2 separate regions of the Mus musculus genome follow, and region 1 is linked to region 2. Evidence: chromatin loops called from intact Hi-C (ENCODE). Cell type or tissue: left cerebral cortex. All regions are shown on one strand. Each heading gives the region's core, and the rest is flanking DNA. Links, peaks and the distances in the headings are about the cores only. Region 1 overlaps Tll2 (tolloid-like 2). Region 2 has its middle 8.0 kb from the start of Gm33951.

Region 1 (2,911 bases), core at 218-2,717, 360 kb before region 2:
ACAGTTCCAGGTGGTCATAGGCACATTCCTGGTGCTGCTCAATCTCGAACTCACTGAATGTCTGGGGAGGGGAGAGCAGGAAGTGAGGCAAGGATCTGGCACTGAGAAGGGAGGGGAGAGGGAGGGGAAGGACATTCAGAGCCTGGAGGGGTCTGTCTACCAGCTTCCTAGGGGCGTCCACCATTGCCGTGATGGTCCGACATCCAGTCCCAGAGCCAGCTGCCTGGATTTACTTTTTCCTACCCTTCCTCTAATGCTAGGAGCCAGCTAGTACTGAGCACTCACCCAAGGTGGCAGCTGTGCTACAGGCATTACAAATGTCCCCTCATCCAGTCCTTGCAACCCTGTCCCGGGCACAACCCCTGAAGAAGACATCAGCTGGCATGGCCAGCGTCCTCCCTGGCAGAGAAGGTATGTAACCCAGGACCTGTGGCTTCAGAGATGTTGCTGTTAGCCTGTGCCCACTGCGGTACACTTGAAATCCCAGGGGCTTTGAGCAGGGCTGTTCTGCTATCAAAGTGGCTGGCATGCGTTGGGAGTTTTTTTCCCATCCCAGTAAACGGTGAAAGTTTTCTCACTTAAGTTCTAATGAGGTTATGAAAATCCATTAGTATCCCCAGTGAGCAGAAGGAGAAACCGAGTCACAAAGACGCTAATTGGCTTGCGTAAGTCTGTTCAGCTGGAGTAAGAATTGAACATGACCCAGAGCTGACTTTCTCCAGGTCACACTGCTAACCATAACCAGATTCCGTTGCCTCCTTTCTTCCCGTCCTTCCATCAGAGACTGTCCCCGGTTGTCGGCCCGGGGAACTGAACAGTTACCAGCCATATACAGCTTGTTGGGTGCTGGGTAGATGCCTGACTGGCTGACAGCTTGCCTGTGATGTCCTGGTGAGCAGGGGGGTGTTAGGTGAAGGGTGGATGGGGATGGGATGGGAAGGGGGACGCTGGTTGTGTGCAGGGCATCATTCTATAGGAACAAAGGGCAGGCAGAGTTCCGTCTGCATGCTCACCAACGATTTTCAAGGGAAGTATCTTTTTTTTTTTAAATAATTCTTGTATGCAAGCATCTCAGATGGAGGCTTCCCACCTGGCAGTTTTGAGGTTCCACCCCCAAGGAAGACTGTTCATGTCTGTCAGGAAAGGGCATTGCCAAGCAACAGAGCATCTTTCCAGCAGATGGCAGTCTAGAGCAAAGCTGGCCTTGCAAAAGCACTCTAAATACCCTCGTCCAGATTCTACACTGTTCTAAGGGACCCAGGGCAGAAGAAAGCCGTTTCTACCTTGGCAGCACGCATCACAGGAGGAGCCCAAGGGGCATGCCCCATGGCTTGGGGTCCATTCTGGACCATGATGCCTTGGGAGCCCGTCAATTTATCCTCACACAGCAGGAAACACCCTGACAGTATCATCTACGTTATCTCTTATCACTGTTTTCCTCTGTTCCCTTCCCTCCTCCCTGTGTTTTCAGTCTGTCATTCATAAGGTCCATCTTGCTCATCTCAACAGTCTGAGATGTGTGTCTGATGTGTCTCTGTGTGTGTCTTTCTGTGTATGTGTCTATGAGTGTGCATCTGTGTGTGTGTGTGTATGCATGTGTCTGTGAGCAGGCATGTGTGTCTGTGTGTCTGTGTGTGTCTGCAATTGTTCCTGTGAATGTGAGTGTGCATGTTTGTCTCTGTGTGTGAGTGTTCCTGTGTATGTTTGTGTGTATATATGTCTGTGGGTATGCTTCTGTGTGTGTGTGTGTCTGTGTGTTGGTGTGTATGTTTGTGAGCGTTCCTATGTATGTGTGTGTGTATATGTTTCTGGGAGTGCACGTGTGCATCTGTGTGTCTATGAGTATTCCTGTGTATGTGAGTATGCCCCTGCATATGTGTGTGTGTGTGTGTGTGTGTGTGTGTGTATGAGGTGTTTTGTTTTGTTGTTTTTTGTAAATAATGACATGTGCTGTGTGAGACCACACATCAGATATGTGGGTGAGATTTTACATGATTTGCAAGGCAATTGTTTGTTTGTTTGTTTGTTTGTTTGTTTTTAACTGAAGGAGGAATTAGTGTGCTGGTCCTATTGTTAACTGATAAAAATGTAAATTGCAGAGGAGCATGAGTAATTGTATTTATTCTACGCGACTGATTTGAGTAAGAATTTAAAAAGCTATGTGCTTTCCCTTGTGAGGGAAACTTCTGAAAAGATTCACAAATGTCTAGAGTGGGAACCGGGACCTGAGGACTCGTGACCTCTCAACGTTCTGTGTAAATTAAGTCTTGTTTTTTTCTTCTTCTTCAAGAGTAAAATGTTCCGTAAGAGAATAGCCCTGGATGCAACTGAATCACACACACAGCACTGTAGCCCTGCATGGCAGCCGCCACCTCCCACAGTGCTGCTGTGAGCAGGGCTGGTACAGAGCTTTGAGCATGCTCCCTTCTTCTGCTCAGAGCACCCACCTCAAGATTCACAGCATCTCCCCATTTCCCAGCAGGAAAACTGAGACCTGCACATGCTCCATGCTGATCATGGAGCAGGGACTTGAACCCATATCCGCTTAATGCCAAGGCTTGTGCTCTTAACAAACTAATGAGAGGACTCACAATTTTCACCCTGTGGCCTGCGGTTGATGAAATGTTCCAGGTACATTCCTTCCGGCTGGGGTATTTGTCTGGCCAGTTAGGACTCATCAGGGTCCCCTCTGCACTGCTGATCTTGTAGGCGCAGCCAGCTGGAGGTCAGAAGAGGGGGTACACAGAGGGGTCATTCAGCTGGAGGTGACATCACAGGTGAGTCTCAGGTTAATAGCCAATGTATGGGGAGCCAGCCTGTATCTGGTGTGACCCGGTGTTGACTTTGCTTGAACAGGCTCAGGAGGAGAGACATTTCGGTTACTATGACTGTTTACATGGAGGTTGGCACT
Region 2 (2,911 bases), core at 304-2,803:
ACACAAAACAGTACGGGGAGCAAACCATTAAGCAGCATCCTCTATGGCCTCTGCATCAGCTCCAGCCTCCAGGTTCCTGCCCAGCTTGAATGCCTGTCCAGACTTCCTTCAGTGATGAGCAGTGATATGGAAGTGTAAACTGAATGAATCCTTTCCTCCCAACTTGCTTTTGGTCATGGTGCAATAGAAACCCTGACTAAGACAAGTTGGTAGTAGGAGAAGTTGAGGCTTCGCACGATAAAAGAGTCTATGTGAGCCCAGTTGCAGAAGACCCCAAAGTGTTGGAGATGCAAGTACCATGGAATGACCACCAAGAATAGTAGCAGCAGGGGGGAGTGTAGCCAACTGAACCCTAGAAGACAAGGTGTGAGTATTGCAGAGGGTGGAGCCAGAGAAGTGACTCACTTGGAGGAGCACAAAATATCATGAGTGAGTCCCAGTCATTGGACGTTGGGTTATTTATATTTCTGGAGTTCGATCTGTTTGTGACTATGCCCTGATGCTTCCCTCTTGAGATAATAAATTATTTATTTTGATTTTACAGAAGCCCAGAGATTTTGAGTTTTAAAAGATTTTGGATTTAAAAAAAAAATCATCTATTTTAAAGAGACTGAATATTTTAAGTGTTTGATTTTTTTTTCTTTGTTTGTTTTTGGTTTTGTTTGACTGGGTTTGTCTGTGCATCCCTGGCTATCCTGGATCTCACTCTGTAGAGGAGACTGACCTCAAACTCACAGAGATAACCCCTTCCTCTGCCGATTAGCTGTTGATGGGGGAAGGCTCCGCCCACTGTGGGTGGGGCGACCCCTGGCCTGCAGCTCCTGTGTTCTGTAAGCCAGCTGAGTAAACCATGCCAAGAAAGCCTGTAAGCAGCCTCCCTCCATAGCCTGTGCATCAGCCCCTGTCTCCAGGTCCCTGCCCTGTGTGAGCTTCTGCCCTCACTGCTATTGATGATAAACTGTTATATTGACGTGTTTCCTCCCCAACTTGTTTTTGGTCCTGGTGTTTCATCACAGCAAGGGTAAAAACTAAATATATATATATATATGATTTTTAAAGAAATTATTATTTTCTCCACGTGGATGTTTTGCCTGTGTGTATGTCTGTGTGCCTCATGCCTGCCTAGTACTGTTGGAGACCAGAAGAGGATGTCGGATCCCCAGGAACTGGCATTACAGATGGTTGTGAGCAGCCATGTGGGTGCTGGAAATCCAACCCAGATCCTATGGAAGAGCAGCCAGTGCTCTTAACCACTTGTGACATCTCTCCAGCCCCGATGAGCGTAAGTTTTAACCTGAAGGTTCTGTGCTAGCATTTTGATGGGCAAAGATTCTCTAGGATGAGTGCTTAAAAAAGGAGCTTCATGGAGCTGGAGAGATGGCTCAGCGGTTAAGAGTACTGACTGCTCTTCCGAAGGTCCTGAGTTCAAATCCCGGCAACCACATGGTGGCTCACAACCATCCGTAACAAGATCTGGCGCCCTCTTCTGGACTGTCTGAATACAGCTACAGTGTACTTACATGTAAGAAAGAAAGAAAAAAAAAGAAAGAAAGAACTTCATGAATGTTTCCTGATTGCTCAGCTTACTGTTTATCTTCAGTTTTGTCTGAAGGCATGAGTTTCTTCTATCTTTCTAATAATATCGTTTATTAGGGAGTCTAACAGTGTTCAAGGGGTACTGAGGCACCTGTGAGGAGATGCCTGTGTCTGTTGTCCTGGTAATTAAGGTTGAAGCCTACCGTTATCCTGATAGTCTTCTGTGTGCCAAGAAAAATGGGAGACTCCTTTTACCATCAGGGCTTCTCCTTCTCTGGCCTTGTCTGGGAAGTTTAACACCCCCAACCACCACTAGCCCCATCTACCTATGGAGTGTCACATAGCCTTGGCTAGATTACAGGTCCAGCTATAGAAAGGTCTATAACAACCTATAGCAACCTGATCAGCAAGCACCTGAGGTTCCTGGAGCGCCTCCCCATGCTAAGGAGGCATCGCAGCACCTTAGCCTTCAGCCAATGACCTTTGCCCACCCTGGATAGTCCTACCTGCTTACCCCAAAACTATACAACCCTTGATTCACCCAGAGTCAATTTGATCCATCTCTCCAAGTCTGATCCCAGAGTGTCATTATTATTGTTGGTACTCAGGAGCTGTCCGAATCCCTGTTCATCGATTCTGCCCGCTGTGTCCACATGGGCCTGTGGCCAACGACCTCAGGGAGAAGGAAGACTCACATTTGTCTTAGTTACAGGCTTTCGGGCATAGTTACAGAACCATAGCCTCTCTCAGAATCCTTCTTTTATGTAACTGTGGACATGAAGACTTATTCATTTATTTATGCCTAGACCTTATGCTAGGCCTGTTTCCAACTATCTCATACCTTATTATCCCATTTATGCTAATCTAAGTTCTGCCACATGGATGGTTAGTTAACTCTCCTCAGTTTCATACATCTGACTTCTTCCCAGTCTGAGTGGCAAATCTTTCCTTGCCTGACTCTTCCCCAGGGTTCCTCTATCCAGGTGTCCTACCTTACTATTCTGCCTTGTGCTATAGGCCATAGGCTTTTTTATTTTAACCAATTAGAAGGTGCCTTAGTCAGGCAAAGAAGGACAGGGACACATCTTCACAGAGTGTACAAAAACATCACTCTAACACTTCCATCTTTCTGTCTGCCCTTGAAATCCAAGACTTGCTGAGGATTGGATTATAAACTTTAATTTTTCAAAACCTACTTTTAATGATGGTGTAACACTCTGAGAGCCTTAACTTATCGGAAACCCCCTGAGTGGACAACTCAGAGTTGAGAATTGAGGAATTTTATTGTTCCAGCAAGCTGGGGTCGCCCTGCACACAAAGGAGAGAGAAGGACCACGCGCAGCCTGATTGGTGAGTTTTTATACAGTTTTCAGAG

What was found. Hi-C counts contacts between places; a loop is a spot of excess contacts. Peaks named below come from ENCODE experiments on the same cell type or tissue, not always from the same donor. Only the 100,000 strongest peaks of a DNase experiment are listed, where the experiment ranks them.
Region 1: it touches region 2 in a loop (2.4-fold over the local background); 2 of 42 quality-filtered maps call a loop at or near these places.

Annotation. Positions count from the first base shown.
Region 1 is chr19:41,088,826-41,091,736 of GRCm38, forward strand. Tll2 (tolloid-like 2) reads right to left here. Exons shown (of 21, transcript NM_011904.4): 18 at 2,592-2,719; 19 at 1-61. Among named protein-coding and RNA genes, the nearest start is that of Opalin, 13 kb to the left of the region's middle. In left cerebral cortex, for the core only: a CTCF peak has its summit at 1,172 (motif pointing right); a DNase peak (open chromatin) is centred at 1,169.
Region 2 is chr19:41,451,630-41,454,540 of GRCm38, forward strand. No RefSeq gene overlaps it. Among named protein-coding and RNA genes, the nearest start is that of Gm33951, 8.0 kb to the left of the region's middle. In left cerebral cortex, for the core only: a CTCF peak has its summit at 1,492 (motif pointing left); no DNase peak of the experiment used is centred there.